Regions from separate parts of the Homo sapiens genome. Here all the other regions are linked to region 1. A link is an interaction called in ENCODE POLR2A ChIA-PET data of the cell type or tissue named here. Cell type or tissue: GM12878. All regions are shown on one strand.

What was found. ChIA-PET counts read pairs that join two places held together with the same protein. Peaks named below come from ENCODE experiments on the same cell type or tissue, not always from the same donor. Only the 100,000 strongest peaks of a DNase experiment are listed, where the experiment ranks them.
Region 2: POLR2A ChIA-PET joins it to region 1 with 5 read pairs; 1 of 35 experiments calls an interaction of 5 or more read pairs at or near these places.
Region 3: POLR2A ChIA-PET joins it to region 1 with 7 read pairs; 8 of 35 experiments call an interaction of 5 or more read pairs at or near these places.

Annotation. Positions count from the first base shown.
Region 1 is chr12:15,767,891-15,775,890 of GRCh38, reverse strand. All of the region lies in intron 1 of EPS8 (EGFR pathway substrate 8, signaling adaptor), which reads left to right. Among named protein-coding and RNA genes, the nearest start is that of EPS8, 17 kb to the left of the region's middle. In GM12878, a CTCF peak has its summit at 3,297 (motif pointing left); DNase peaks (open chromatin) are centred at 3,810 and 4,400.
Region 2 is chr12:16,785,349-16,793,348 of GRCh38, reverse strand. It overlaps LOC105369677 (a long non-coding RNA gene), which reads left to right. Exons shown (of 6, transcript XR_931397.3): 6 at 5,302-5,428. Among named protein-coding and RNA genes, the nearest start is that of LMO3, 180 kb to the right of the region's middle. RefSeq lists an enhancer at 3,961-5,575. In GM12878, no CTCF peak of the experiment used is centred here; a DNase peak (open chromatin) is centred at 3,748.
Region 3 is chr12:15,672,061-15,680,060 of GRCh38, reverse strand. The region is part of intron 3 of EPS8 (EGFR pathway substrate 8, signaling adaptor); the gene reads left to right. Among named protein-coding and RNA genes, the nearest start is that of EPS8, 110 kb to the left of the region's middle. In GM12878, no CTCF peak of the experiment used is centred here; no DNase peak of the experiment used is centred here.

The DNA.
Region 1 (8,000 bases):
ATCTAACAGTCCTGGAATATACAACTTTACCTAATAGAAAATAATTTTGTTTCAGTTAATGAAATTTATCTGTCAATAAAGAAATATTAAATAAGTGCCTATTAAGTGCTAGTACTAAATAATGAGAATACTCTAATTGACAAGATAGACAACATTCTTATCCTTGTGGACTGCGTGATGTTAGACACCTAAATGAAAAGAAGCATAAAAACTTAACAGAAGCATCAGGTTCTAGGTAAGGGCTCAAAAATCTGGAAAATAAAGGCTAATCTTTTTTGCTTTTCTCGCCCTCTTTCCTTAATATAGATTCACATTTTTTCCTATTCAAATGTAATGATATTCACATTTTGTATTGTTTTTCTACATATACTGGTACTGTGGATTTATAAAATAAGTCTATTTCCAAATTACATGTATTTTACAATGATTCCACAAAGGAACGTTGGCTATTTATGAGCTTTGGGGAAAATTACAGTATATCAGTACTCCCTTTGAAAGATTTTAAACTATTAAGGTCAATTTAAGATCAGACCAGACAAGTGTGGTTTGTGTCATTTTTATATACGGTATTCAGTATTTTTTCCTGCAAGCTTTTGGGAGTGAAGAAGCCATTATTCATAAAATGAATTCATATGTAACACCTTAGGCTGATCGTAAAGTGTTAAACCTTAGAGATGGGGAAAATTCTATTGTCTTGAATTTTGAATGTGGGTAACTTTAAGACTGCCATATGAATTGCCAAGTTGCAAAATTGTTTTTGCATTTCACTTGCAAGCAAGGAAAATGTGGACTCCTTCTTTAGTGGGGCCAAGCGCATTCTAACACACCTCTCAAATTACACACCACTGAAATGATACTCACAATGGGTTTGGCTCATATGTTTCTAGTTAGCTACTATGAATGAAAGATTCATAACTATCTGTTTCAAAAAACTTCCTTATTTGCACTGCAGGGAGCTTAATTGTTTGGTAGCAGGGTCAAGAATTGCTTTTAAATACTAAGCATGCATGGATTGGGCCATTATACACTGAACTAAAAAAAAGATTTCTGTGCACAAAGAAGGCTTTAGATAAATATTTGTCAAATCATTGATTACTTTGTTGGCTGTGGAAGAATAAAAGTCCCTGAGTTTTCCCACCCTGTTGGTAATTTGGACCAAATATTTTGGTCACTATTTTTTATATATATATATATTTATATATTTATATGTTTAAAATATATATATGTGTGTATATATATTTTATATGTATGTATGTATATTTATATTTATATATGTATATATATTTTATATGTGTACATATATATTTATATGTGTATATATATATATATGTATATGTATAACAAACCTGTAACCTTTCCCTTACCTTGCCTATTGAGCATTGTAGAATACAGGATAACAGGGAGGAAGAAGTCATTCATACTTACTAGACAGATGGTTGGCGTCCCTGTGGCAACCTTGTGATCTAATAATTTTCCAAGTTCTGTCTACCTAACTGAAGAGTAATAGCTGTTTACTGTTTGCTTAAATAACACTAGGCCTGTATGCAAGTTGCAGGGGGGGTGGGGTGAAGGAGGGGGGTAGATATATAAATTCATCTCTGCAGTTTTATCAAATCTGTAAAAGAGGTGTAGCATACAGGCACCTCTTTTCCAAAAGAAAAAATTCATTAGTTCCTCATTTTGGTTATTCCTTCTTATTCGTGGCTCAAGCAAACCATTACCAGAGAATCTTTTTTTTTTAATTGATGACACGCTAAAAATTAGTTATTTTTGAAGAATTTTTTTCAAAGGTAGTATTTGAATATATTGGTAAAAGATGGTGGAATTATTTTCCTGCTTTTCTGCAGTAAATTAGTTTGTACACTTCTGGTGACATTTGCTCGACTATCCAAAGAAGATGAGGCTGTTAAAGAAATTTTAACAAATATTTATGAATGCATGAAATTGATTATGTTTATTAAAGTCACAAAAAATTTCTAGCCTTTATTATAAATTTTATAAATTGCTACTGCAAAAATGAGAGAGAATTATAGTTACCAATGTGAATTACTTTTGTTTGGTCAGACATTGACTTCCCCTGATTGCCACCTTGTCACTCTGTTTACTAGACACAGATAGGAACTTCTTTCTTCTTCCTATGATATGCATTTGATTCATGTCATATGCTGTCAAAATAATGTTGTCCTGAGATTATTTGCTGGAATGATAAAACTGATGCAGACTATGTCAGCTAGACTTGTTAATATCACATTATTCTTTCTAATAAGTACTTGTACTTAGAATACTTACTTGCTTCTGCTGCATCATGTCTCTCTTCTTATCCCCAATGCTTTTTTTTTTTCTTAAATCTCTCTCCATAGTCTCTTGAAGGGGCTGATAAACACAGTTCTAAAATATTTCATGTATCTATCTCCCTTTAACACATAATTTGGTCCTGTGCATATGTTTAATACCAGGGTATCCCCATTCATTTCCTCCTTCTTCTGAGGATGATTGAAATTTTGTGGCTTCATGATTGCCTTCTAATTTTCAACTTGACTTAAACCAGAGCATAGTAAAAGAACCATTAATAATCACAATTAATAACATTAGAATGTAATTTTAATAATTCAGGCCTCTATTGCAAAATGTATTATGGAGTCAGTTTAAAATGTGATTCTTCTCTCTCTTATATGTACCTATGTCCAAGTGTGTATATAGTAAGCTCTTGGAGTTCAGGTGTGTCTTGGTGAGGTATTCTGCATATATGGAACATAGTCTCTTAACATCCTTTTGCTGCTGCCTTATTTCTGTCTTGTTTCCACCTAAGATTCTTGAAGAGAAGCTTAATGTCTATGGTTTCCTCTTCACTTCTCCTACATCAGCGAGCCCACTGTGGTCTGATGCTGAGCTTATGTCTGTAGGTCATCTGCCATCTTCTAAAAGCTAAACCAAAAGGAAAATGTTTAGTTTTTACTTGATTTTGCTGTAGCATTTACCTGTAAACTCTTTGAGGACATAAACTGTGTCTCGTTCACTATGAATTTTTACCATTTAGGGTTTCTGGTACTTTGTAGACCCGTCTATTTGCTGAATGAATGTATGTTTGTAATGATTTTTGCCTTCTTTTAAATAAAAAGAATATTCTCTTCCTTTGGCTCCTGTGGTGGTGCTGTTCTTTCCTGGTTAACATCTACCTCTGCTTTGTTACCCATCTACACTTAGATGTTGATTCAGAAGCTCTGCTACTTGGGATGGAATAGGTATCCAAAATTCTTCCTAAGTGAAACTCTCAAGTAAGTTCTAGCACCATCTGTTGGCAGCAGTGAGAGCCAATGCTTTATTTATTTATTTATTTATTTTGTGCCTCAGTTCATGGTTTTGTGTATTCTCAGAACACTCACAAGTTGAAAAGTTTCTGGATTTTCTGGAATTATTTTCTTAGCCTTCATCTCATTTCATGTTACAGCCTAAGTTTCATTCTCTTTCTAGGGAACCTCAGTGTTTCGTTTAGAACAGTTACTCTCAGTTCTTCAGGTGATGCCTTTCTTGGGAACTCTAACTCTATTTATGACTGAAGCTGAATATCACACAGGCCCCTCAGACTTCACATTTCCCAAAATTAATTTCTTGCTTTTACTCTGGCCCCCTCATCTCTTTCTGTCTCTCTACTTGGAGTGACTTTTATCCAAATGACAACCTTAGAAATCTGAATTTTTCCTGGACTCTTTTTCTTACCCACCTTTCTGCCCCACCTATATGTCAACAGTCATTAAATCTTTTTGAGTCAGCAAATGGCTGATAGAGCACTCTCCTCTTCCGTCTCTCACTGCTAATCATGTTAACTACCTTGCTTAAAACTCTTCAGTGGTTCCCCATATGCTCATTAGGGTGGTACAAATGAAGACTACGGGCGCCCGCCACTATGCCCTGCTAATTTTTTGTATTTTTAGTAGAGACGGGGTTTCACCGCATTAGCCAGGATGGTCTCGATCTCCTGACCTCGTGATCCACCCACCTCGGCCTCCCAAAGTGCTGTGATTACAGGCATGAGCCACCGCCCCCGGCCTTCCCCTTTCTTTTGTATTGAAATTAGCTCTCAATACTGCCACAAAGAATTCTTTGTAATGAGTTAGCCACAAAAATAGTTCAGTTCTAGGAAGAATTTCTTTTCTTTTTCTTTTCTTTTTTTTTTTAAGAGACAGTCTTGTTCTGTTACCCAGGCTGGAGTGCAGTGCAATCCTACGGAGAATTTCTAGCCCATTAGAAGAACACATCCATGACCCCCCTTCTCCTTTACCTGCCATATGCAACTGATTGCCAGATTTTGCTGCTTTCACATTAAAGTTAACCCTCGCCTTTGCCCCTTCTGTTCAGTTTTTCACTGTTTCAAGGCTATATGACCATTTTCTTAAGCTATTCCCTCCTGAATGTCTCTGTATCTGCCTCTGTCCTACTTCAATTCATGTTAATTACTACTTTCAGATCAGTCTTGCTAAAGCTGAGTTCAGATGATGTCAGTCCATTGCTTTAAAAACTGCTAACAAAGGTTTCCTTTTCAGGCTTTTCACAACCTGGTGACTTTCTTTAATTTTAGCCTCACTACCCGCTTTCCTATAAATTACTCATTAGCCAAAGTGAGGTACTATACACTTTCATCTGTATACTTCAGTTTTCCCAGTCTGTGCTTCAGTGTCCCTCTTGTCTATATTTGGAATAACTTTTTAATTTATCTCTATATACAAATCGAATCCATCAGTTAAGGTCTACTTTATCTGCCATTGTAGAATAATCTACCTTCTTTGGTACCTCTCCCACTTAATATTTTTTTTCTCAGGATCGCCTAGGCACTTATTTTCTTTCGTGAACTGTAATTTATATACATGTGTGTTACCTGATACCAGGTATCAAGCTCCTCTAAGGTAGGCTCCATATCTGATTTTTACTTTTGGACAGGCCTTAAAGCCTGGAGTGGTGCTTTTGTGTGATAGACGCTCAATGTGTATTGGTTAAATGATGAAATAAATGAATTTTTTCTTGCATCTTTCATCATGAGATTTGTGCCAGTAACATCCCAACTCTCAATATGAAAAGGAAAAAAATACTGACCACAGTTTTTACTGAGCCTAAATTGAAATATTCTGAAAAAGCTTAATCATGGTGACAATCAGAATGTACTCTGTTATTTAGGATAAACCCTTCTGGCAAACATGCCTGTTTTTCAGGTTCCCATTCTTTTAAATGTGGGCTATGATTATGCTCTTTAACATCTCACAGATTTAATAAGTAAACCATTGTTTTAAAGTATTATAACTTTTTCCACAAAAAACTGAGCTCTTAGAATAAAAAGCCAACAAAGATGATATTTTTTCAGTCTGACTCTTTTCTATCCTTTCCCCTCATTAGAGCACAATTTTCAAGATTTTTGTATTATGAGTAAGACAGTGAGAGCTTTTTGATATTTCATGAACTAAACCCAAAAGGGCCTACAAAAACACGCTTTAGCACATTGTTTTTACCAAATCCTACTGTAATTATAAATATTTTTAATAGTATGAATAATGTTATTTTTTCCCTTCCTTTCTTTTTCCCTTTCCCTTCTTCTTCTTTTTTTTTTTTTTTTGAGACAGGGTCTCGCTCTGTCATGCAGGCTGGAGTGCAGTGGTGTGATCATAGCTCACTGCAGCCTCGAGCTCCTAGGCTCAAGTGATCCTTAAGTCATGGGTGGGTGGATCACTTGAGTCCAGGAGTTTGAGACCAATGTGGGCAACATGACAAAACCCTATCTCTACAAAAAATACAGAAATTAGCCATGGTGGCATGTGCCTGTAGTCCCAGCTACTTGAGAGGCTGATATGAGAGGATTACTTGAGCCTGGGAGTTTGAGGCTGCAATGAGCCAAGATCATGCCACTACACTGCAGCATGGGTGAAAGAGCGAGACCCTAGTCTCAAAAAAGAAAAAAAAAAACCTAATTAAAAAAACATGAAAATTACAAATAATTGTGGCACTGGAACTATTTTGGGTATTATTCAACTGCTAAGAATAAAATCAGCATAACTGCAGAATACATCTGAGAAATAATAAAACATGACTTTGGTCAGAAAGTTCAGGAAATTTTTGTACTGTGTCCAATTTATTTTGCTCTGTGATCAGATTCTCGTGAATGCTAGTGTTAGACAAAAGACTGAAAATAGAGTTACTATATAGAGATGTTCATTGTTTGGGGAGAAATTCAATAGAGTCTTGAATATTCTCGTGATGTGCAGAATAATTATATAGAGATTATTTTAAATCATAAATACATCTTATATCTTAACATCTTAAATGTTTTGCTTTCCAGATATACTCAAGATATTTCTGTGAAAATGTTTTTTCTTAATATTTGCCAACAAGAGCGTCTTATATTTGTGTAATTTTTCCAAAGTTGAGTAATAACTGTAATGCTAGTTTGCTTATTTTTCATAAAACTCTGAGTGATTTTCTTTAATATATCCTTGAAAATGCATTTTTCATTTATTTTTTCTTATTCTTGTTGTATGTATATATCAAGTGTGGCATTTATTTTGAGAGTCTTGATAAAATTGGCAAAAGTAGAGTTACAATTTTATGTTAATAATGAAAGAATGACATATAATATTTGCCTGATTGTATCTCTTATTTTTTGTGTGCTTTTTGTTAAGCATATGTCAATTTATTTTGCCAACATTATTCTATAGACAGAGAACTCCTGTTTTTTTCTTTCAGGTTAGTTCATGTGATCCTGGTTAATGGAACATAAAGTGAGATTTTATGGGTGACAGGGAGAGAGATGAGGCTTGACTTGGGGGCATATGGGAAAAGAAGGGGGCTGTCTGTTCACAAAGATTTAAATATCTGATAAGAACTGTTTGCCAGCGCAATTATGAATAAGTGTATTTGTGCCTAATTTTTATTTTTTAAAAGCTCAGGTGATTATAATTTCATCTGTAAAATGTTGAAAGTATAGTCTGATTAAAATAATATATAAGAAATGGTTTTGGTTCTTTTTGAATCAAAAGGTGTGTAAACCTGGAGAATCTGCAGAGTGCCAGACCTCTGCTTTTGTCTTTTCTTAGTATTGTATCATGTTTTCCTTGATATTAATCTTAAGATGACTTCATATATGTCAATATTGTTTAATGTTAGCCATCCACCTATTTGGGATAGGAAAAAAAGTTTTTCCCTGTGTAGATTTGTGTGGATTGCCGAATCACTACTATGTTGGAGGGAGATTATTTTGCTTGAGAGTAATATTGAAAAAGCTCCTATTTTCTCCCTTCAAAAAAACTGGCTTCTGAAAATTCCGTGACTTAATGTATCAAGAACCCAACTCCTCAAGTGATGTTCTTATTAATTAATATTTAGTAAATACTACACACCCAACTTAGGGTAATTTGTTGGGGAACTTATCTCACTACCTCTGCTCTTAAAATTCTTTTTTTTTTTTTTTTTTTTTTTTTTGAGATGGAGTCTCTTGCAGGCTAGAGTGCAGTGGCGTAATCTCAGCTCACTGCAACCTCTGCCTCTTGGTTTCAAGTGACTCTCCTGCCTCAGCCTCTCGAGTAGCTGGGATTACAGGTGCCCGCCACCACGCCCGGCTAATTTTTGTATTTTTAGTAGAGAAAGGGTTTCACCATATCGGCCAGGCTGGTCTTGAACTCCTGACCTCGTGATCCACCCGCCTTGGCCTCCCAAAGTGCTGGGATTACAAACGTGAGCCACCGTGCCCAGCCTTAAAATTCTTAAATCTCATTTCCCTCCTTTTATTATTATTCAATAGTTAACTGTATAAGCCAGAACAGTTTTTTTAAAAATTGGATATCTCCCAGATTTCTTCCAACTCTAATATTCTGTAAGTCTTTGGTTTTTACTTAGGTTAATTCTTAACTGCAATGGAAGAAAAGCATAATTCCAGTTTCTAAGGTAATACTTAACATTTCTTTACATTATTCTAAATTGAATGGAAAACTTTATTTGTAAAATAACAACCAAAAATATCT
Region 2 (8,000 bases), 1.0 Mb before region 1:
AGGTCCACTCCAGACAATCTCCTTTTTGCCCTGTAACAACAGAGTGACAGGAGTGGTATCTCCTCATATTACTGGTTCCACCCATGCTCAAAGAGGAGAGTATTATGCAAGGGTAAGCGTCACTGGGTATCATCTTAGAATTCTGTCTACCGCATACCTCTTCCTCACTCTTAGCTGATGATTTTACTCCTTAATTCTTTAATTAAAAAAATAAGCACTATGAAGGAAGGAAACTTTATTGTTTTACTAGCGAGTCTACCAACGTACCTTCATTTAACCCCCTCTGTACTTTGCCTTCAGACCTGTAGCTATGGCTGAATTGCTCATTAAGCCCATCTCCTGTTTATTGGATCTTATTCCAGTTTACCTACTCAAAATTTCAGTTATTCTATAATAATTGTCTCTGTTTTCTTCTGTGTCATCTCTTTTATTCCCTCCTTGAATTAAATGATTTCTATCTACATATAAACAGTCAATAATAGAACCATCTAAAACAAAATAGAACCATCTAAAACAAAACTCTTTTTGTGGATTCACATCCCCTTCCAAGCATGAGCCCATTTCTCCACTGCCCATTAGAGCAAAAATCACTATTCTTAATTATCTTAACTTACTCACCTACCCTTTTCTCTACAGTTTACTTGAATTAGGTTCTTTCAACACTTTTAATGAAGGCAATAACAAAATCCATTTGCCAAATAATCCATCCTCAGCATTCATCTTACATGAACTCAGTAGAATTTGTCACAGTGGATCACTTCCTTCTTCTTGAAACATTTTCACCTCCTGGGTTTCTGAACCCTATTTGTCTTGGCTTTCCTCAATGTGGTTTCTTCAGTATCCTTTGTGAATCTTCCTTCTTGTCCAGATCTCTAAATACTACAGTACTCCTCATGTATCAGTTATATGTTGCTACAATAATGCTCATTGAATACCATTCTAAAACTCAGACTCAATAATCAATAAACAGTTATATCTCACTTACCTGTAGGGTTTAGTTGATCTCTAAGACTGCACTCAGCTGGGCTCACTCATGCACCTGTGGGTTGACCTTGTATCTACCTTCCCCCTTCTGGGATCAGAGGGGCTAGCCCAGGCATATCTTCTCATGGTAAGGGCAGAGTATAAGGAGCATGAGCAGAAATGTACAACCCTCTGCTTGCATAACTTGGCAATGTCAAAGCAAGTTGCAACTCTAAGCTCAGAGTTAGGATGGAAGGGTCCCACAAAATACATGGTGAAGATTGTGTATAGGAGAAGGGATGATGATCTGAGATCTTTAATGCAACCAATCAGTTACAGTGAGGCTCACTCTTTGTGTCTCTTTTTCTTCTTTGCCTATACTAACCATTTAGGTGATTTCATCTAATCCCATTCCCTTAAGTATCAACTCAACTGTTGACTTCCAATATAAATTTAAATCTCCATCTCTGAGCTCTACTCTCAACTCCAGACTAACTTATCTAATATTTACTTGACAGCTCACTCCAATTGCACATCTGTCTAATAGATACCTATATCTAAAATGTATGTCCAAAACAAACACTTGATTTTTCTTCCTTAACTTGCCCCTACTTCATTGTTCTCCATCTGTATTTGTAATATCATCTTTAACTACTTGCTCAGGCTAAAAAATGTGGAGTTATTCCTGACTTCTCCCTCTAATGTATTTACAAGCAATCTACGAACAAACCTTTTGGCTCTGCTTTCAAAATGTATCCCTTATCTGATTATTTCTTACCAGCTCCACTGCAACCACATATCCCAAGCCCCTTCTTGTCTCATCTAATGACAGTCATGCCTATCCAAGCTGCTTCCACTCTTGTCCCACTACAGATTTTCTTCCACATATAAATCAATATGTTTTTGAAACACAAAATATATACAACCTCAAGTGGTAACCTTTCATTCACACCCAGAATAAATGGCAAAGTCCAGAAAGGCCTAGAAAAACCCTTTGCAATCTGGGCTTGGCCTAACTTTCCAAAATTATATCTGATCCTTCTTTCTCTTACTAATTCCATTTTATCTACAATAATATCCTTATTTCTTTTCTAAATCAGTAAAAATATACTTGAACCTTATCGTCTTTGATTAGAACTCTTCTTTGAGATAAACACATGAGCTCTTCCCTGCCTTCACTGATATTTCTATTTAAATGCCATCTCCACAGACAGATCTTTCCTGTCTATGCCATCCTAACTAGAAATGCCTTTATTCTCCATTCTTTTATTTTGCTTTGTATTTATCTATAGATCTATAGTGAGGTAATGTAGGTACTACTACCTCATAGAATGCTGCTTATTTGTATATTTAATGTCTATGTCCTATAATAGAATGAAGGCCTCATAATAGCAGCCACTTCTGTTTTATTCACTGCTATATTCCCTACAAACAGAACAGTCTTTGATACCTGAAGAGTACTCAAAAAATATTTATTGAATTTTGAATGCTAAATAATTTAGATAACATCGAACTAATGATCCTTTTCAATCTGCAGGGCATCTCTACAACCTTTCTAAACCCTCTTATTTACACTATTGATCATGTTGGTTGTAACAATAATATGTAATTATTAAAGATTAATTACAAACCATAATTAAGGGATAATGCACTTATAAACATTCTACTATAAAGACATTTCTATATATTTCTAATGAAATTGCTGGGTTATAAGACGTGTGCATTCTCAGTTTTAGGACAATGCAAATTGCTTTCCAAGTGATCAACAAAGGAGTAGATACATGAAGTTTATCCATGCACAGGAACGTTGTTCAGTGTGAGAGTATATGCATTAATGCTATCTGCAGCAACGTAGATGAGTCTTGGAAAAGTTATGTTAGGTGAAATAAAGCAATCTTCTAAAGGCTATCTATAGCCAGTATTCATTATAATATGTTAATTTAGTTAACAAAACTAAGTAATCTCTTTCAGTGGTACACACATGTGTGATAAAGAATGATAAATATAAAATCCAGGGTAGTGTCTAACTAGTTGAGCTGGGGTAGAAAGCAGGGCAATGGGATGAGTGATGTACAGATAACTTCAATGCTATCAGCCATGTTTAGCTCCTAAGCTTTGTGGTGGATTAATGAGGGATTATTTTCTGCTTTATCACATATATATGTTAATCCTACTCTTTTACATATAGCAAGTATAGCATAATAGGTTAAAAATATATAACTTATCATCATTGAGTATAGAATTGTGCTAACCTGTCCACATTTAGTTTGTTATCAGCTTTTACAACCAATTAATGAATTTAAAAAAAATTAAAAAAGGAAAAAATCAAAGTGAAGGCAGAAGAACCAGATGTGAGAAGACCTACTCAATCATGCTTCACTTTTCCAAACCAAACTTCCATAGAAAAAATTTTGATATTAGGTGCAATGCCATCACAGGGCACAAAACAGGAAGATTTATTTGTAGGATTGTAAAATATGAGCCATATATATAAGAATGAAAGCTTCAGAAAAGTCATTGAACAATAAACTGTTCATATTCTCATCTCTTCTTCTTGTTCAAAGCTAAAAGATAGATACTATGTTTTGAAATATTTGCCATATATGGCCAGTAGCTGATATTATGTCTTCTGAAGCCATCAGAAAGCAGGGCAGGTTTTTATACAATTCATGTATACATGGAAGAATGAGTTCTCTGGTATCTTTAGCTCTCTTCTGGTCAAAAAAGTTCTGTGATTTGGAAAGTCCCAGGGCCACAGCAGCTTAAAATTAACCTGGTTTTGGGTTTGTGGGTGCTGACCAGCACCGAAAGTGCTGAAATGATAGAGAAAGCCTGATTTGACTACATTTCTTCAGCATTGTGGAGGAAAGGTCCTTGACAGTCCATGAAAAGACTTTCTATTATTATTATTTTATTACTATTCTTAGTCTCATTTCTCAGCATCAAAAATTTAGCTTAAGAAAGTCTTCAGATCTTGTAGAATGGCACCTGATTTGCATCTCGATTCAGTGCCACCAGCGCACGCTACGTTTCAGCACCGTCAGGCTCAGAAGCGGCTCTGCTATCTAAGCCATTTTTACATGTCCCTTGGCAGTGATTACGGAACCACACATACAGTACAGTGTAAATTAAACTAAGTGAAAAATTAACTTCCTGAAGAAAAACCACATGCTGTCCTCCTCCAAAATATGTGTTCGCCCTGACCTTTTGGAGGCATCAAGACGTCCCAGCCCTTTAACTTCATGAAAATCTCTTCAGATAGCTTACTCCGAGGGCAGATTTATGTCTGGAAAATTTGGAGTTGCTTACCAAAAGGATGAGAGTCATTTATTTTCCTGTTACTGGTCTGCCACATGAATGAGATAACATCAGCTAAAATATTCAGCAGAAGCTATTCCTGGTTTTTTCCCTTTCCCTCTTTGAGACCAGTTACCTATTTAACTCCATCCTGTCAATTAAACCAGAGAAAAAACGCAAAGAACTAATTAGGGAACTGTGTAATTTTAATTAGCTGTTTTGATAATTAAACTAATTAGTTCCCCTGTGTTTCCACAATATGTGGTGGACTGGTTTTGATATCACAGCTTCAGAGTTCCATTCCATTAGTTAATTAGTCACTTTTGCATTAGAAAGCTTTATTAATGGCCTTAATTTGCAGTTGAAATGAGAAATCTGCTGTCAATAATTTGGATAATTGCCTACTGTTTGATTATAAAGTACAAAAGTAGCAGCACACCATTACATATGCAAATCCCAAGGGTTATTTCCTGGATGCTTAGCTTTCTTGATCTACATTTCATCCTCTCTCGCTTTCTGTTTTTTCTTGACCCTGTTAGGGGGAAGAGAATCCAGCTTATTAAGAAAATGAAGGCCTGTTTTTTTCTTCCCCTTGTCCTGTACTGCATGTATGCTTGTGCCTGCAATTGTTAAAGTTATTGCTTGCTTTGTACCTAATTAGTGTCCTTGGAATTAAATGAACAGCTCTGTATACACCTCTAGCTCCTGCAGCCATGTTTGTGCATTGAATAATTGATTCTACTCTGCTAATCAGATAGGGACATAATGAGCCAGTTTAATTAAATGGGGATCTAACCTGGTGAACACTGGGAAAATATTTGCTCATTTACTTAGTAAAAGGCCACAGTTGCTTTTCATTGGATAGAAAGGAAGGTTATGGAAAGTAAAGTAGGCTCTCCAAGCAGAAACAGTTCACTGGTTGTCTACCACTACTTGAATAGCAAAAAGCTTTAGTTAGTTTGGGAGTGGGGGTGGGAAGAGTTTAATCAAAGGGCCAGAAGACGCTGAAACTGCTGACAGGTTCCCCATCTTCTCCCAAAGGTGTCAGCATCACTGCTCTGCTATCCTTTAAGAGGCAGATTTCCTGGTCGTACATGGTCTTTAGTGATTTGCAGGAAGAATTTCAACTCACTTCACTGCCAGTTGGTGCCCGTGTAACTGCATAAAGGTAAGATACAGTTGTAGTTTATCTTCTTGGCAAGTGACGGGACTTACTTGTTTGTTCTCCAAGGATCATGTGGACTTATGTTGAGGATTACTGCTAGAAACTAGAAACCAAATATCTAACTTGTGCAACCTTATTCCTGTGCTGTGAAAATAGACCAAGGCATGGGAGGAGTTATACAAATGTAAAGTTCTCTGAATTTTAAAAAGCTAACTTAGGACTTCAGGAATAACAGCTGATCATTTTCAAACTGCAAACTGACTGGAGGAATAATTGTGCTTTCACACAGGTGAAATCTTTGAAATGGGAAGATGATTATGTCTTTAAATGTAAAAGATTACCCACATCTTCAATGACAGCTTAAGTGAAACACACCGCATTCAATATAATCTGGAAAACCCAGCTCTAGTTCACTGCAGATGCGTACCATCTCCTGTAATTCTAATTGCACATCAGACTAAGTTTACCTGCAGGGATCAAGAAGTATGGCAAGGCCAATATAGCAACAACATGGTGCTCATCTGCTCTGGTGTACTAGGATGAAATAGCGTATTGACCCTGAATCTATACTCTGAGTAAAAGCAATTGTCATTCTGCCACTGTAACACCTTGTTGCCAGTGGCGATGTAATTAAAGCTGTGAGGACTCATTTTCCATTCTTATCTCTTAAGCTTCTCTGAATCAGAAACTGTTTGTCTGTGGTAACTGAGAAAACCTACTACAAGGCTACATGTTTATGTATGAATTTTTGGTAGCTTTTCCTTTTTTAGGGGCTGAAGTTATATGCATAATTACCTACATTCATCCAAATAATGTGTATATACAAATGTTGATGTGTATGTGTCTATACGCATATGCATGTGTATACTGTGTGTATATTTATATTTATGCACACAACCTCACAGATACAGATATATATATAAATACACACACACACACGCACAGAGTCTAAATTTTACTCACCCCCTTTTCTCCTCTATTAAAATTCCAAATGGCTAAGAGGATTTTCTCAATTTAGTCATACTTTTAATCTTCACTGAAATGAGTGATGACTTCTTATAATAAAAAGTTGACAGGCTTACATTGCGCACCGGTGGATTAGTTTCCCTTGGTGATGAGGTTTTCTTTTGTGCGCCGTGTGTCTGTTTGATGGAGGTTTAACAGAAAGCATTTTGGCAGAAATTGGATGCAGCAGGGATCATCTGGAGATGGCTGCTGTTCGATATTAACTGCACACAGCAACTTTTTTCTTCTTCCCTTTTTTTTTTTTTTTATTCTTCAGCCAGGTGACAGAGAGTGCCAAAACATTTTTCCTCTTGAAAGTAAATTTTTTTTTCTTTTTAAGAATAAAGTATATGCCCATTCTGCAAACACCTCAAAAATTTAATGTGCTTAGGCCGTTGTTTAATGTAAGCATGGTAAAAAGCTTTCTCTGCAAAGAGGTATTAATGCACAATTATCTGAAAGGTGTATTTCTAATAATCAAATACCTTTGATCATTCAGAAATTAGCACATAAACAGGAGTTGGTTCAATATTAGAATTAGATGTTTTACAGCAGATACATACTTGACACTTGCCTAAATTCAAAGAAAGAGGCTCGTGGGCCATGATTTGCATTATTTACTCGCCATCTTCACCCTCTTCTTGTAATTCCATTTTATTACTCATTGGAAGCCTTAAAAGTCTCATAATAGAGACTTGCCAGATGTCAAATGTGGTGGAACATGCTCCAAGCATATGTATATATTTCTACTTGTGAATATATGCACACAGAGCAAATAAATAACTGAAAAGACACATCTCATTCCACAGGAAAGCTCTGGCCAGGTGGGTGGGAGCTAATAACATTCACTAGCCCCTAAGCACTACATCCAATGATTCAATGCATGTTGATCTCTATCTGATATGAATGCACTAAACCTGCAATCTAGTATGCAGAACAAATGAATATTTCCTTTAATAAAGGGATATATCTGTGTGTATGTACATTTCATACATATTATGCTGTTCTGCCTAATAACAAATATTTATTGCTAAAAGAGTAATCTTACTTGGAAAATGTGAAATTTTAATTATTGCTTTAACTTTCCAATAATAAAGAAAACCTTAAGTCTGTTCATAGTGTTAAGTTCTTGGATCCTGGCAAAATGCTTATGATAAAGATAGGACAAGCCTAATCTGTACTTACCTCTGCTTCAGACAGCAGCAGTGACAATCCTGCCTGGCTTGTCAAGTTTCAAGAACTTGCAATCCTTAATTTAAACACTTGAGAGATCTATGGAGCCTGTCAGTCTGGTTAATTAAGCTCTGTCTTCTTTCACCCCTCCTCTCGACCAAAACAAAATCTGGCTTTAAAAAAAAAAATGCCACTTAAGACTTTATCTACTGATTAAGCAGATTCTAGTTTAAGTAGTATGATCTTAGAAGACTTAAGTGGAACAGTTTTTATTATTAAAGAGAACATACTTCCAAATCTTCACTGGGAAGTATATATAGGTCGGCTACAGTGTACTCCACTTTTTCTTTTTCAGAACTAATTTTTAAAAACTTTGGATAACCCAGAGCAAGAAATA
Region 3 (8,000 bases), 96 kb after region 1:
GTCTAATAGTTATGAATTGTAGATCTAGAGAATGTATTCAATAAATATTTTGTCATTAATATGTGTACAGAACAGGACCAAAAATATATGATCCCTGACTTTAAGGGACTTAAAGTCTGGAGAATAACTTGAAGATAACAGAAAAAGATTTTTTGGATAAGAATAAAATAATTCAGTCTTTCATTTCTAGACAGATATTTATTAAGTGCAGTATTTATTAAGTATGCTATGCCATGATCTTCATAGTCTTTATTTCTATGTGCTTTCATTCATTTCAAAGATGACTAAGAGAAGGCTGTTGCCTATGTGCCATTTTGGTGCAATAGACTAGTAAACACATTGTTATAATAAAGGGCTAAATGTGCTTAGATAGTAGTGTGTAGGAGGTGCACTGGTGAGGGTTGATCAGAAAGGATTTAATAGAGGAATTGAGCCTTGAGCTGAGCTGTGAAAGTTATATTGTGTTCTTCAGCATTTCAGGGGTCGGAGGATGCTACAGACAGTATGAAACCCTTTTAAGCAGGACTATCAATGCTGTGAAGGTGGCCCATATTTGTCTTGTTCACTTCAGGATTCCCTGTGCTTACTGGCATAGTGGCTAGTATATAATTTATGCTCAGAAAATACTTGCAGAATGAGTGTAATGAATTAATCAGATGCAAGCAATTTGGTGTTAACTGGAGAGTGCATAGTGGTGCATTGGGAAATAAGACTGAAAAAATGAACGTAGACCACATTGGGAAGAATTATACTAAGGAATTTAGGCATTGTTTACAATGAATGAGCAGCCTTTGATGTTTTTTACTCAGGATAGTAATAGGTCAGATTTGTTCTGGCTCACTCTGGTAGTAATATTGAGGATGAATTTGATGAATATGGATGGAAATAAGTGAATCAGAGATTTAAGTAATATGGCAAATTAGACACCTAATAGTAGCCTAAAGACTTTTAATAAGGAGAAAGAGTATTAATCCTGTCAGAAATACCACAGATCTAAAATCTAATTTCAGAGAGCTAAGAAAGAAATAAGAATAGAAAATAGAACTCACCTGTAAATTTTAATGTTTATGTTGTATTAGAAGCAACTTTGTAAAATCTTAGATCCAAGGAATGAAAAATCTTACTTTTTTTTTTTTTTTTTTTTTTGGAGACAGAGTCTCACTCTGTTGCCCAAGCTAGAGTGCATTGGTGCAATCTCGGCTCACTGCAGCCTCCGCCTCCAGGGTTCAAGCGATTCTCTTGCCTCAGCCTCCAGAGTAGCAGGGACTATAGGTGCATGCCACCACGCCCAGCTAATTTTTTCATTTTTAGTAGAGACAGGGTTGCTTACACCTGTGATCCCAGCACTTTGGGAGGCCAAGGCAGATGGATTACCTCAGGTCAGGAGTTTGAGACCAGCCTAGAAAATCTTTAGCTTTTAAGCAGTTAATTTTTATTTTCCCCCTTTTACATATAAAGCAAAGTGAGGCCCCCTTTTCAAGTTAGATGATTATCAAAGTCACATAACTTTAAACTTGATACCACTGTAACAATTTTGTATACTGTAATGAAAATGAGCAGTGTATAGGTACAATGAGATAGAAATAAATGGATTGAAAGGGGCAAATCCAAGAAGCATTTATAGGGAAGAGAGAAGTCTTAGCAATGGATTGGGCTTAGAAGTAAGATGGCTTTAAATTGCAGATGTGGTTTCTTTCCTCTTTGTTTCTAATACCCACCACTGTCTCTCAACACACTGCACAAAGACATACACACAGTACCTTCCCTCTGAGAGTTCTCAGAAAATGCCTATGGAATGAATGGACAGATGGATGGATGACAAGGGAGAAATATGTTCATGTTTTGAAGATAGCTTTGCAATAAACAGATTCTAGTTGAAGTTTTTTTTTAGGTAGCTTTGGGAGTGTTTAGCATCCCAGTCTGCATAGTTTTAACTTATGTATAGCATCTGTTATCACATGCTAGAAGTATGCATGATATAACAACATGGAAAAGAGACAGGCTTGAGATCCGGCCACATGGGAAAAAGCAGCCCTAAATATTCAGAAGGGAGATGAATCTGAATGATTTGGTGTAAAGGTAAGGAATGCAGCCCCCGAGTTTCACAGCGCATAAGCTAATGTGCACACACATGATCCTTTGTCACCAAGAAGAGATTATATGTATCTTCAAAACATGAACATATTTCTCCCTTGTCATTCATCCATCTGTCCATTCATTCCACAGGCATTTTCTGAGAACTCTCAGAGGGAGGGCACTATGTGTGTGTTTTGTGTGGTGTGTTGAGAGACAGTGGTGGGTATTAGACACAAAGAAGAAAGAAACCACATCTGCAACTTAAACAGTGTGTGCTGGCAGTGTCTCTTCTTAACTGGAAAGTTAGTAAAGAAGAGATTTATGATATAATTTGTTTTCTCACAGTTGATGCATCTTATGTAAAATTTATCCTTTTACAATTTTAAACGAGTTGAAATCATGTTCCAAGAATTAATTTGCCTTCATGGGTGGTACATGAACATCTTTGTAATAGGAGGATACTGTTTTGTGCACTGGAACATGAATGTTCACACTGTTTTTTACGCACTGACCACAGTCTAGATACTCTGTCTGAAGTTTCATGCAGAGTTTTTCATGAGAACACTTTTCAGGTCTGACACTATAGTGGGCCTCCTGGGTTGCTTCTACTGAATGTGCTCGGAAAGGCAGCAGGGGTTTTGGAGGCCAGAGGATCTGAATCATGGTACTGCTACCAAATGGCTGCTGTCTTTCACAAATGATTGGCCCCAGTTTCCTCATTTATAAAATAAAAATGATAATAATTCTGTGGTAAGTTTATATGAGAAAACAGAAGTAATGACGCCATCATGGGAATGGGGAGTGGTACTGGAGAGTCACTTTCTGTCCTGGGTCCTCAGATTCATCAAGATTCTCAAATGTAATATTTTGATATTACCTCCAAATGATGTTAGACAATTAATTATAGTGATATTTTGACAGAATCAAGAGGTGACTTTCATTATATATTTTAAAACTTATATTCCATATGTCACTCCCTATAATGCTCTAGAAATATTTTTTATAAGTGGTATAATTGTATTGTGAACTATGCTTGTATATGACAATAAATTTGCTTATTTGAGGACATATTAATTTATTCAAGGAAAATGGTGAAAATATGCTGCCATTTTAATAACTTGATTTTGCCATTTTTAAATTACCATACAAGAAATTTCTGAGCCAGCATGTGAAAGACTCTGCATCATTATTGTCACTGACACCGTAACACTTACTTAGGAAGATAAATATTAATTTCTCTCTCCTCCAGTTATAACAGTAACATTTTACTTAGCTACTGTTATCAGAATACTGGAAATTTTATATTTTTTTCCAACTAGGCTGTTTGTCAAAGCCTTTAAGCACTAAAATTTAAAATTGTTTTTAAGGGAAATAATTGTAAAGTATATTAAATATTCCCTTCGCTTGGGTGTGGCAGCTGTAATCTCTTCTTGGGGACAAAGGATCATGCATATGCACATTAGCTTATGCACTGTGAAACTCAGGGACTGCACTCCTTACCTTTACACCAAATCATTCAGATTCATCTCCTTTTTGAATATTTAGGGCTGCTTTTTCCATGTGACTGGGTCTCAAGCCTGTCCCTTTTCCATGTTGTTATAACACGTGAGCTTCTAGCATGGCTTCTGGTATCTGTAGGCTGGGAAACTAGATAAAAAATGTTCTTAGTGAATAGGTTCTAAGTGGGGACTTGAGAGTCTTTTTTTTTTTTTTTTTTTTTTTTTTGAGATGGAGTCTTGCCCTGTCGCCCAGGCTGGAGTGCAGTGGCGCAATCTCGGCTCACTCCTGGGTTCACGCCATTCTCCTGTCTCAGCCTCCTGAGTAGCTGGGACTACAGGCGCCCGCCACCACGCCTGGCTAATTTTTTTGTATTTTTAATAGAGACGGGGTTTCACCGTGTTAGCCAGGATGGTCTCGATCTCCTGACCTTGAGATCTGCCCGCCTCCGTCTCCCAAAGTGCTGGGATTACAGGCGTGAGCCACCACGCCCAGCCGAGAGAGTCTTTTCCACTAGAGTCTGTATGTTAAAATATGCACGTGTTAATGTATAGACATGGTGGCATCTCTAACAAACGCTCAGAGGACTTCATTTATTTAAGTGTGGGTATTATTCTATGTTCTGAATAGATAGACTTTCCAGAAAGCTAACTTCTCTTTAAATTAGATATTGCTTAATTTGGAATGTGATCATTTCATAAATTACCAACTGCTTAAAGTCATTTTATCTCTAGAAAACTCATTTCATTGAATTACCAATTAGTAATATTTTGTTGTCATTACCAACACCTACAGTTAACTTTGAGATTTTATTATTGGGAGGACAAATAATATTGGGTCAGTATGATAGAAAGGTACTCTTTTAAGTCTCATTTTATTTTTATTTTTTGAGATAGGGTCTCGCTCTGTTGCCCAGGCTGGAGTGCCGTGGCACAGTCTCAGCTGACTGCAATCTCCACATCCTAGTTCAAGTAATTCTCCTGCCTCAGCCTCCTGAGTAGCTGAGATTATAGGCGTGTGCCACCACACCTGGCTAATTTTGGTATTTTTAGTGGAGACAGCCTTTCGCCATGTTGGCCAGGCTGGTCTTGAACTCCTGACCTCAAGTGATCTGCCTGCCTGGGCCTCCCAAGTACTGGGATTACAGGTGTGAGCCACCATGCCTGGCCTTAAGTCTTATTTTAACCTTAAGTTTAAACTGCTCTGTGATGTTAACAAGTAGGAAAATATATTTCTGTTTTTCTATCTTTGTATTTTCTTCTCAAGGAGGTGTTGGTAAGAATTGAGTATAAGTAACCTATAAACTGCATGGTGAATTTCTGTATAATTGGGTTTACTATAAACTTTAGTTCTACACAGTGCTTGATTCAACTCTTTTGTAGCAGTGTTCCTGAATTTTTCTTAACACATATCCATTCCATATGTTGTCCTTTTCATACCTAGCTTTCTTTCTCTTCTTGTCTATCTCCTGATCTTGGTTTGGAGCTAGTCTCTCTGTTTAATTTTTATAATTAAAGCCCAAGCAATTTTTTACACATTCAAGTAGTACTTAAGAGTTAAAACCTGTTTCTCTTTTGCCCATCCTTATTTACAGTGTGTATTTTACTTAAAGAAAACATTGAAATCTTTTTTTTTAACAGAACAAATTTTTTTTTGAAATTCTTAAGATGTAAATGGCTTCTAATTCATTAAATAGTATCAGGAAATTGAGCTAAATGTTTGAGTCAAAAGTTCAGCTTGATAGAATGTGGCAGAACAGTTGACTCAAAAAGACAGTTCGGCAGTTTTCCCAACTTAGCTGAAAATTTTAAAAGTCCTTTTTACCTCATGGAATCAGCCATTTTAATAATTTGTTGAACAGGCCAATAAAATTAGTTCTTAATGTAGTTTTAAAGAAATGATTTTATTTTTCATAATGGTATGTTGGTTCGGATACTCATTTGTCAAGCTGTGATTGTAGTTGCCTGATATTGAGAGCTTGTAATTATCACTCAGTGCTCCTCACTGATTCCCATTAAGCACCTCTCCCCTATGGAATAGATATACTTAGACACTAAGCTAGTGGGAAAGGAATTCTCCCTTACTGTGGTTGAAAGTTTTTGTAAGTATAAAGTAATATGAGTTCTAGCCCATTGTTTTATTTAGAGAGAGGAATACTCAGCAGCTGCTTTTATGTTACTTTTTTCTTGTTAATGGCCAAATCCTTACTCTCTAAGGAACATTTTTGTTTTTAGAGAAAGAGAAAAAAAATTCTAAATATTAGCTGTATCTTTGAATATTAGCCGTTTCAAATGTTATATTATGCATAAACAGCAATGCATGTGAAAGGGAATTAAGTGTAAATACCAACACCTGGATGCTTTTTATACTTGTAGTTCAACTAATTAACAAATTAAATGAAACCTAAATTTAGTATTTCTGATCTGGGAGTTGAATATCAATTTTTGCAATAGTGTATGATAAAATTGTATGTAAATATTTTTCATCGTTGGTTACTGAATTCATGTAATTCTGTCTGTTTGGAGTTGTACATTCTGGACCATGACATAAAAGCTAATAGACAAAATAGTGAAACACAACCAGTGGTTCTATAGCCAAGTAAGTTTCATCCTACCTCTAATTGATTCTGAGCGAGAAAGAGAGGCAGGGGCCAGAATAGGAGGGGAAATAGACTTAGTCTTATGTTAGGAGTTGAGCAGCTTGTACTACTAGAAACCTAAAACCCTACTGCCATGTTTATTCATGAATTTATTATTTAATATACCATTTGACGATATTTACATTCTTAATTTGGAAAGGAAAATGTTCTGCTTGAAGAGATAGTATATAGTAGATGAGTTGCACACTGTTTTATAAAGTTCATTCCAACATGCAGCCAAGGATGAGAACCACTGTTAGCAAAAGTGGTGAATTTCATTAGAGGATTCATCTTGAGTAGTGTTGAGAGATTTTAGTTAGGCTTTTTATACTGTTTTAAGGCTTTGGTGAGATTTCTAGCTTAGGAGCCTAATTACTATTTATACCAGTTCTTGTGAATACATGTGATTCTCATAAAAAAGAAATGTATTATAATTGCCTTTTAGGAAATGTCTTTCAAAATTGCCTATTAAAATGTTAATATTAACCTTTATGGATTGACTTAAAAATCACTGGAACTACTAGTTTATTTATAAGTCCATTTATGGCATTTATACATTTTTAGGATCTTTAAAAGGTAGTTTCTTATACAACTTATTTATTGTACAACATAGAGAAAGCAGCTTAGGAATTCCTAAAGTGGATTCTTAATTTGGAATATTAGAAATGACACCATATCTTCTAGGCACTCAGAGTGATCGGTTAATGTCATACTGTTTAAAATGCTATCAGATAGTTTTTCTTCTCATTTCTGTAAATTATGTTTCTGTGGGATTGGGAAACTATGGGTTAGGAAATCAAGAGGTCAGGGATAAATTCTTAATACTTCATAATGAGAATATCTAAATAGAAACACACAGTATTTCAGATCTTCAACTGTTGTATTTGCCAATAAATTACCTGAAAGACAAAGCATTTGAACATCCAGGAGCTGCCATATCATGACTGGGTGTCATGGCAACCACTGCCATTTCTTTTCTGTCCTAAGGTCAGATCAAAGCAAGCCGAGCCCTCCTGCTCTGAATCTATCGTGGACAGTTGTGTTAGAATATGGTGAACCAGTGACTCTGAAATAGTGATTATTTCTAGATGTGGTTTTGTGAAATATATTCCTGAATTATATATTGTATTACAAGAGTCATAACGGCTGTCACAGGGACAATTATCGATGTGTTAATATCTCACACTGATTAATCCTCAACAACTAATCAGAAAAATCACAGTCGCTCACTTTTTAAAAATATGTAGAATACAGTCATGTAAGTGAAGGTTTATGTTTTGTTATATTGGGAGAGAAAATTTTAGGTGAAACCAGATCTTTCTTTTTGATGACATTATTTTGGTAGGACCAGATGGATCATACTTCCTCAGGTCATCATCCAAACAAAAAAAGAAAGGTAGCACAGAGTGAATTTTGTAGTGCATCTGTTTTTATTAAGTAATTTTAATGCTGCAAAAGCAAAAATGGAGTGTATTGGAATATCAGAGTAATATTGATACAAGGACATGGAGATTTTAATCTAAATTTTAAAAGTAAATATAAATGAAATTCATATGTGTTGTAAAATGAAAATTTATTAAGTTTTCTTAAAATTCTGTGTTAATGTTCTGAGTCTGCATATGTATATATGCACTTTATATTTTTGTACTTGCTCAGCTTTTATGTTCAGCAGAACTTTCCAAACAACTTATCTATTATAGAATATCTATACTAACTAAAAGAAATAGGTTTACATTTACAAAAAAATAGGTTGTTGGGAAAGCTAAGGTATATCTATATGTCAGAATGT